2 separate regions of the Homo sapiens genome follow, and region 1 is linked to region 2. The links are chromatin contacts, found by Hi-C in ENCODE. All regions are on one chromosome and are shown on one strand. The core of a region is the stretch at or near the end of the contact, and the rest is flanking DNA. Distances in the headings are between cores, read along the strand shown.

Region 1 (3,976 bases), core at 156-2,655, 850 kb after region 2:
TTGTGTTAAACTAAATTTGTCTTTGAATACCTTGGTCCTGGCTGAGCCTCCTGATACCCTGCAGATGCAGTCCACCCATCATCCACTCAACAGCCTTTCATCCAGGCAAGGATAATGACCATGTTGGCATTCTCCCCACCTCCTGCTCACTGTCTTTTTCCTATTTTTTTTTAATGAGATGGGCTCTCAGTATGTTGCCCAGGGTGGTCTTGAACTCCTGGCCTCAAGCAATCCTCCCCCGTCAGCCTCCCAAAATGCTGGGATTACAGTGTGACCCACCACACCCAGCCTCTATGTCTTCTTTACTCTCCAGCCTAGACAAGTTTCTTCAACCGTTCTTCATGTCACATTTTTAATTCCCCTAAAAGAAACCTTGAAGATGCCTTAGTCCAAATCCCTAGGGAAAGTTAAAGTTCCTAATGAATTAGAAGCAAATGGAGACAAATGCAAAGGTTCTCACTTCTGTGAATCCTTGCCCTAGACACACGCATACCAGGCACACTGCCAAAAGACAGCCATTCTCTCCTGGATCCCCACAGCACTGCATACACAGTTCTTGCCCTGATGGAAACGTACGAGCCATGTTTCCCTCCCCTTTCTGAGCTCACAACTAGACTCCTTCTCAGCCTCCCTATCAGTCCGATGCAGCCATGTGACTGAGTCCTACAGAAAGCAAGTGAGAGAACTGATGAATGTGGGCCACTTCCAGGCCTGGCCCATAAGAACCTCTCATCCCTTTCTGTCTGGCTGCAATGGAAATGGCTATTGTGATCTCGAAGTCCTCAGGATAAAGGTGGCAGAGTCTCCTTCATCTGGGACCCTGAATGACAAGGAGAACTTCCCAGGTCTGAACTTAAGGCTATTTGTCCTACCGTAATACATGGCCCCCATAATATTTTACTCTGCTTGTATACACAGTATGCCTAACTCTTCCAACTAGATGACACTCCTTGAAAATAGGAGCAGTGTCTGCACCCACAACCCCTGGCGGCACAGTGGCTACCTAATAGTGAGAATTCATTAAACACCTAGGAACTAACTACACGAGGACTGACGAGAGAGAGAGTCTAGACTGAATCCTACTCAGTGACTTCCTTTTATTACTACCATACTTTTTCAATAAGCATAATCTCCCACTAGTTTTATAGATGATAGACATTCTCTGTGGAGAGGCTTTGCTCCCAAGATGTTATAAATGTGGTTTATGAATTATTATTTCTGGTATTTGTGAAGCTGTTTCCTCAAGAACGGGGCAAATGCCTGATTTCCCAGTGGATTGACATAATTCTGTTTGTATTGAGTTTAAAGACTGCTTCAGAGTCTTTAAAGTGCCTCATCCCCGGGACAGAAGTCTTTGCCAAGCATCGCAAATGCTGAGTTTGGAATCAGACAGAAGTTTTTTTGAACTCTCTCAGACTACCACATCTGGATGCATTTGATGTGCATCCAGGCAGAAAACAGAAACCTCATTCGAATAACACCAAATGGTAACCCATTCATGCCATATGCCTTTAAAAAAGAAAGTTTACACATTTCTTTCCTTTTATATATTTTTTTCTAGTGAAACATTGGTGACAAAATGTCACAATATGCTGATTTCATGAGTACAGGATAAAATTCATATATTTCAGATATCATATTACCCTCCATTTTTACACAACGTGACTATTGTGCAAGGTATGATTTATCACCATTTCTTTGTTCAGGACTCCCTCCCCCCATTATTATGTTGTCGTCACTCTGTGGTATTCAATACTGGTACTTTGTAAAGGCTGAATCTTGTATAGCACAAGCTTCGCTGTTCCAGCCTCGGAGCTTATAACCTTCAGACAGATCCTTCTTCAAATATAATTATTTGGGAAAATTTAAAATGTACAACTAAGGTTGCTCATAAAATACCTGCCAGCCAAAAATCAGAGGGACTTTCCCATTACCTGTGCCAAGTATATATAGAGCACTAGGACAGGAAAAGTAAGTGTTGTCACATGACCATAAAATGCAGTATGTTTTTTTTTTAAAGAGCCCTACCGCTGGGCTGAATGTTTGAAGAGTCACTTTAAACACATCCTGTAATCAAACCATCTGGAACACAGTGCTGCGATTAGTCACCCTGAACATAGGGCTTTATCTGAACAAATAGTGTATGGCAATGGAGCTTGGGAGATAGGGCAGTACTAACAAAAGGAAGTGTAATGAAACACTTTATGCCCTAGTGTGCCGCCACCCCAGTCATAAACCCCAGAGACACACTGCTCTGGTGTTAATGTACTACTTTATGAAAGCACAGTGAGCTTAAAGATTAAAGGACTGAAGGGCTAAAAATTGCTGGTTTGGATAGATCTTCTCTGTCAGCGGCTGGAATATGTTGGCATCACTCTATCTGCGTTAATTATAACCTCTCAGATGACAGTTGAGCATTCCTATTAGGGTTTGGTGTTATTTTCAGGGCATTAGGAACAGGGTTTGTTTATGGGAGGGTAGTTACGATTCTTGGTTTGCCAGAGGTTAATCTGAACACAGACTTGTTTTTGGTTCATCTAAACCCAATCCACATACAACGACAACAAAAAATGAAACCTTAAGCAATAACAAAAGCAATGGAAAAATGCTGTTCTACTCTGCATTTTAAAACATGATAATCTTTCTTACTTGACTGTACTTATCTCTTTCAAAAGTACATTTGGTCATTGGTATACAATCTATGGAAATCCTTTTTTAAAAAAAAAATCTGAAAGGATTTTCCCCCTAAATACACAGAATAAGCCCTAAACACACACACACACACACACACACACACACACACACACACACACACACACACAGCTAAAGAAACCTTGTTTCCCCATGGGCCTTATGGTTTAATACACAAAAGAACACAGAGCCACTTCCATCACTGTCACCTCCCCTGCAGCCTTTGTTCTGAGGCCTGATGAGCTGTATTGATTTGGGAAAATCATTGAGCTTCTTTGGAAAACTAGACTCTCGCTTATTCACTGCCATCTATTTCTTTCCCATGAAGACAGGTGGTCAATATCCAGCTGACTGGTCAGCTAAAAGAAGCCCAAGCTGCTTTTTTCTTGCTTCCCTAGTAACATTATCATTTCCCACTTCTAGAAGATACAATGGCCTGTTAAGGAGTCTTGTGAGTAAGAAGAGGGAGCAGAAATAAGACTTTTATAAGGCACCACCGGTAACACTAAGATGCTGTCCCATATGTTCACGTGGGAGGCTGCACCGCACATATAGATGGTGACGATATTTTCACTGACCAAGTTTAAGCATCAGTGAAAACTTACAGGGCCCAAGATATAACATGAAAAGAAATACTAAATCAAAACAGATCATTAGAGACCAGGTGCAGTGGCTCACGCCTGTAATCCCTGCACTTTGGGAGGCCGAGGCGGGTGGCTCACGAGGTCAGGAGATCGAGACCATCCTGCCCAACACAGTGAAACCCAGTCTCTACTAAAAAATAAAAAAATAAAAAAATAAAAAATAGCCGGGCCTGGTGGTGGGCACCTGTAGTCCCAGCTACTCGGGAGGCGGAGGCAGGTGAATGGCGTGAACCCGGGAGGCAGAGCTTATAGTGACCTGAGATCGCACCACTGCACTCCAGCCTGGGCGACAGAGCGAGACTCCATCTCAAAAAAACAAACAAACAAACAAACAAAAACAGATCATTAGAGATCAATTAATGTTTACTGTGGAAAGACATGCTTTACTTCTTTTAAATAATCAAAACATATGTTCTACCAAGCAAGTGTCCTAGTTACAAAATGTCTTAGGTGTAATTTAGACATTTTAAGTAACAAAGAGCATCATAAAAAAAAATCACATGGAGATCTTTAGAAAGTAATTTTTAATCAGGAATTTTGATCAGTAACAAAAATATTTGCTTTTAAGTTAGGCAAACATACATATCCTAAAGCAACATTGCCCTTGATGACTTGAGGCCAGCTTTAAAATAAAATAAAAT
Region 2 (4,218 bases), core at 977-3,476:
GCTCTAATGGGAAGGTTTGTGTCTCTTTACTCTTCTTTCACCTCCTGCAAACTTTTAAGCTGGCTGAAATATTGCCTTCATCCTCCTTCCCCAATGAGGAGGACGTTTAATGAAATGATGCTTTATTTTGCTTTTAGAAGATGGCCAACGTAAGTATTTATCATAAAGGACCGTTTGCTGCATCTGTGGCTTTCTTCCACTGACCTGCAAACACAAAAATAGCATCTCTTTCCTTCTCTTAAGAAAGAAACTGGGTAAAATTACCTTTGAGGCAAGGAAATGCAGTGATAGAAATTAACAATTATTTTTAGCCACATAATGTTGGTATCACAAATTAAAAATGCTTGTTGGCTTTGTCCATTGAACAACTTGGAGAAAAAAATTATCTGTGCTGTATAAGCCGTGAGAATAACAGGCGTAATGCAGTCATTAAATAATCCTGCAGAGGAGAAAACATATCAAACATTCATCTGGGAGGCAACTGAGCAGCACCGTGAATCTGTACTCTTTGTGTTATGAGACATCCGTGGGAAGCAGAAACCTAAAGGAAAAAAGAGACCGGCCCTATAATTCAAGAACAAGTCTCAGTGACTACTCAGAATCCCTTAGCATGTAATTGTCTATAGAGAGATACTGAAAAGTGAACTCTTATTATTATGGTTTCCAGGGAGGAAGGGGAGGCGGTGACCTGATAGACTTGACTTTACAGAAAGCTGAGATTTGGAATTTGGGTTTCTATTTTAGGCTCTGCTTCTGACCTTCCGTGCTTCCTTAGAAAGTGCTTTGATTTCCTCAAGAATAAACCAGAAAAATCTCTTTCTGTGCTGTGAGGCTTTCAAATGCAAGGGAGTCATCAGAGGCCTGATCAGCATCCAACATTCTATTTCTTTTGGGGATTGTGTTCTAAGATTAGAGATAGCATTTGGCTCCTGAGAGTGTTTTCCCTGGGCTTAGTTGGGAATGCAGGTGTTTTGCTTGAGAAATTGGGGCTGGAAACAGTGAGAAACCCTCTGTTTTTGAAAGGTAACAATTTGGAGAACTGAAAACCTTCACTTCCTTTCCATAAGGATGAACAGAAGTCCTTTCATTCACATCCATCATATTTTATTTCGGATTCAGAAACCTTTTAATTTCAGCAGAAATCTCAGCATATGTTATCTTGCTCCAAAACAGCAAACGATGGCTTAAAATATATTCATGCATTTGAAGTGCTCACTCTCAAAACAATATATATATATATATGTATATTTCTACTCATATGGCACATATTTCAGCAATTTTGTAGAGTTTTTTTTCTCTTTCTTCTTCCTCTTGCTTTAAACTATGCAAGCACGAAGCAAATATAAAGAGAATTCAAGAGCATTTTGTAATTCTTGAAAGGTTAATTGCACTATTTATAGACCAAACTGTAAAGCAAAAACCCTCAGCGTGACCCTTCAGGGTCACCGTAGTAATAGCAACCTCAGTGGAGACCTGACCAGTCATGAATTACTGTCTGTGATACTGAGAATGCTGACAGTTCAATCACAGCACTGTTTCAATAGAGAACTCCATATATTTAAAGCGCTGATACTGTTTTCCCTCTAAATGACAGGCTTGACAGATGGGCCAAAAGCACCGCAGACGTTTGAACAAGGAAATAGAGAGGGAGCCTGCTGGAAGCTGGGCCTCATGCAGCCAGGCGAGAATGATGAATAGAGTGTGATTGTGTCTGACAGGTAGTAATATAACTATTCATTCACCACAGAACACCTGGAGCACACTATATTAAATGGTACAAGATGGAGAGATTCTGTGACAAGAATAGGAAGTGTGAATTCCGGGCTGAGTTTAGGTACAGCAATATAAGAGGTCAGGGGTCAAGCAATATAAACTGCCTCCGAGAAGGCTGTAATTAAATTATTTGCTTACTAAAGTGTTTCTAATGTTTTGCTAACATGTTGCCAGGATGATTACTTCAGCATGTCTGAACATTTCAGATAGAAGCAGCTTCCTCCTCTCTCTCTTTTATTTTCTCTCTCTCTCTCCCTGATAACTCTCGTTATTATTATTACTTTTTTATCATCTGAAGTCTCTTTCTCTCTTTCTGGCTCTGTTGCTACTGCTCCAAATAATAGTCCTGGAAAAATCAAGAGAGAGGTTGACTGGCCAGAGAGCTGTCATCCCAGCAAAAGCACCTCCTGTGACCCCGGTGTCACTCTGCTTGGATGAGGGTGGCATGGAAGTCAGTCATTATCGGGTCATATGACTGGTGGCATTCTTTCATGTGCGAAGCAGGAAAGAAAGCTGAAAGGACTGCAGGCCTCATGGAGGGACAAGGGTGTGTCTGCAAATGTTTGCCTTTTGCCTCTGAAGTCAGTGAAAACACTGAGATGCTGCTGACCAGCTAAAGAATTATTTTCAAAGCAAAGGGTGAGGTTAGGGCCGGGGATTTCAACAGAGTTGGACTATTTTGCAGACCATGTGACTGACCTCTTCTACAACCTTCCACTGCACACATGCTAAATATTGCTACACCTGCTTCAGTATTAATTTTTAATTACCGTGTCTGATTGTCACATTCTGAAAGCTTTATTCCCAGGAAGTATCATGTCATAAGACATGATTGAGCAGACTCTTTCCAATTTGGCATTTTAACTTATGTATGCGTGTATTATATATCACTTACATATACAGAAAAGACATAAAATGTCAGAGTTAAGATAGCGCTCCATTTCACAATGTGTGTGTGTGTATGCGTGTGTGACAGCACATGCATTTATATTCTGCATTTTGAGTCCCACTAATAAACAGGAAGCCGGTAGTGAACCCTAGTTTTTTTTTTTTTTTCTAAGGTCCTTGGGAAAGGAAACACTTGGTGGTGGCTTTTACATGGGCAAATGTTCATCAACTGCCGCCTCAAATTAGTTTTGCTTGTCACTTTCTTTATTCACAGGATCCTGTGACAGCCAAGGAAGGTTACAGTGCTGCCGTTGCTGTGCTATTTGGAGGGTCCCTTTGGGAGCTGAGAGGCTGGTCACTTTTGTCTTTTCACATTCCATTTTCTCTTTTTGTCTTTGAGGCTGATTTGGCTGGTATGAAGATGGCTCCGACAGCAGGCTCACTGCCTATGTAAAAGCCCCATGTACCCAACCTCACAATTTCAGATTTGCCTTGCTTATGGAAAACACATTGTAAATAGGTGTAGTTCTTTTTTCCCAGCTTACTGCGGTGGGAGACCATGGGTTAACACTTACGAAAAGATTTTGCATGTGACCTCTCTGATTAGCTATGGAAAACAAAATCCAATTAAAGCAGCACCCCCTCCCCCATATAAACCCTACCAATCTTGCACCTTCCCTTAGCACTCCTTCACACCGTTCTTTTCCTGCTGGTATTGCTCAGCTATTTTAAATATTGTTGGTTATTGACTGAATTACAGATATTTCTATATCTTTATCTGTATCTATAAATCTTCATATATTTTATCTGGCTCATCCTATGAAAGAATATTTAATAGCTGTTATCTCTATTCTGGCCCCAAAAGAATGTGTTCTTGAGAATTGGACAAATGTGCAAAATCCTATGAGACACACCAAATAAGAGTACATAATAAAACCTCTCCTTTTTTTTCAGTCTTGGTGAGATTTCCCCATATTAGTCTTCTTTGTGGATATCAAGTGCAGATACTTTTTGTAGACATACAACCAAATGTTTCTCATTGCCTCTCCACCTTCTTTTTAAAATAAACTCACTTTACTTGTTGAATTGAGCACAGTCATTGTGTGGCCTTGTATCTAATGCATATCCTTTTTCCTTCCAGTTGAGAGCCTGCACAATACTTAGTGCTGCCAATAAGGGGAAAGTGACTGTTTTGCAAAATAATCAAATTGGATTATCCAGTGTGTAAATAGGCACTCAGTCTTTTTTTCCCATGTAAATCAGGAAAAGCAATTTGTTTTTGCAGAAAAAAACCTGCAACGCTGCTCACGGCTCCCCCATCTTGGCTGGCATTGGGAGTTCATTATAGGTGAGGAAAAAGAATTTGTTAGCACCCATACAGCTGAAGACAGTAATTAACTAATTTGCTTCCATTTTTCTGCAGTTTAAACATAGGTATTATGAAAAATATTCTGTTGAGTGACTTGAAATCTTGTGATTCATATTAAGATAATAACATGAGCTGGGTTACTAGATTCTTAAAGATCCATTAAAAAAACTATATGCAAATTTGCCCAA

The links. A loop is a pair of places that touch in the nucleus more often than their neighbours do. Pooled maps may share reads with other maps.
Region 1: a map of heart left ventricle shows a loop between it and region 2 (7-fold over the local background). The contact joins two enhancer-like sites. A Hi-C loop is called at or near these places in 3 of 168 maps with a recorded cell type or tissue (Right ventricle myocardium inferior, endothelial cell of umbilical vein and heart left ventricle) and 8 of 50 pooled maps.

Annotation. Positions count from the first base shown.
Region 1 is chr5:124,654,031-124,658,006 of GRCh38, forward strand. All of the region lies in intron 3 of ZNF608 (zinc finger protein 608), which reads right to left. Among named protein-coding and RNA genes, the nearest start is that of ZNF608, 91 kb to the right of the region's middle. Within about 2 kb of position 1,406, at least 19 of the 41 ENCODE cell types and tissues checked have a DNase peak (open chromatin) inside an H3K27ac peak, as active enhancers do.
Region 2 is chr5:123,808,130-123,812,347 of GRCh38, forward strand. No RefSeq gene overlaps it. Among named protein-coding and RNA genes, the nearest start is that of CSNK1G3, 300 kb to the left of the region's middle. Within about 2 kb of position 2,227, at least 4 of the 41 ENCODE cell types and tissues checked have a DNase peak (open chromatin) inside an H3K27ac peak, as active enhancers do.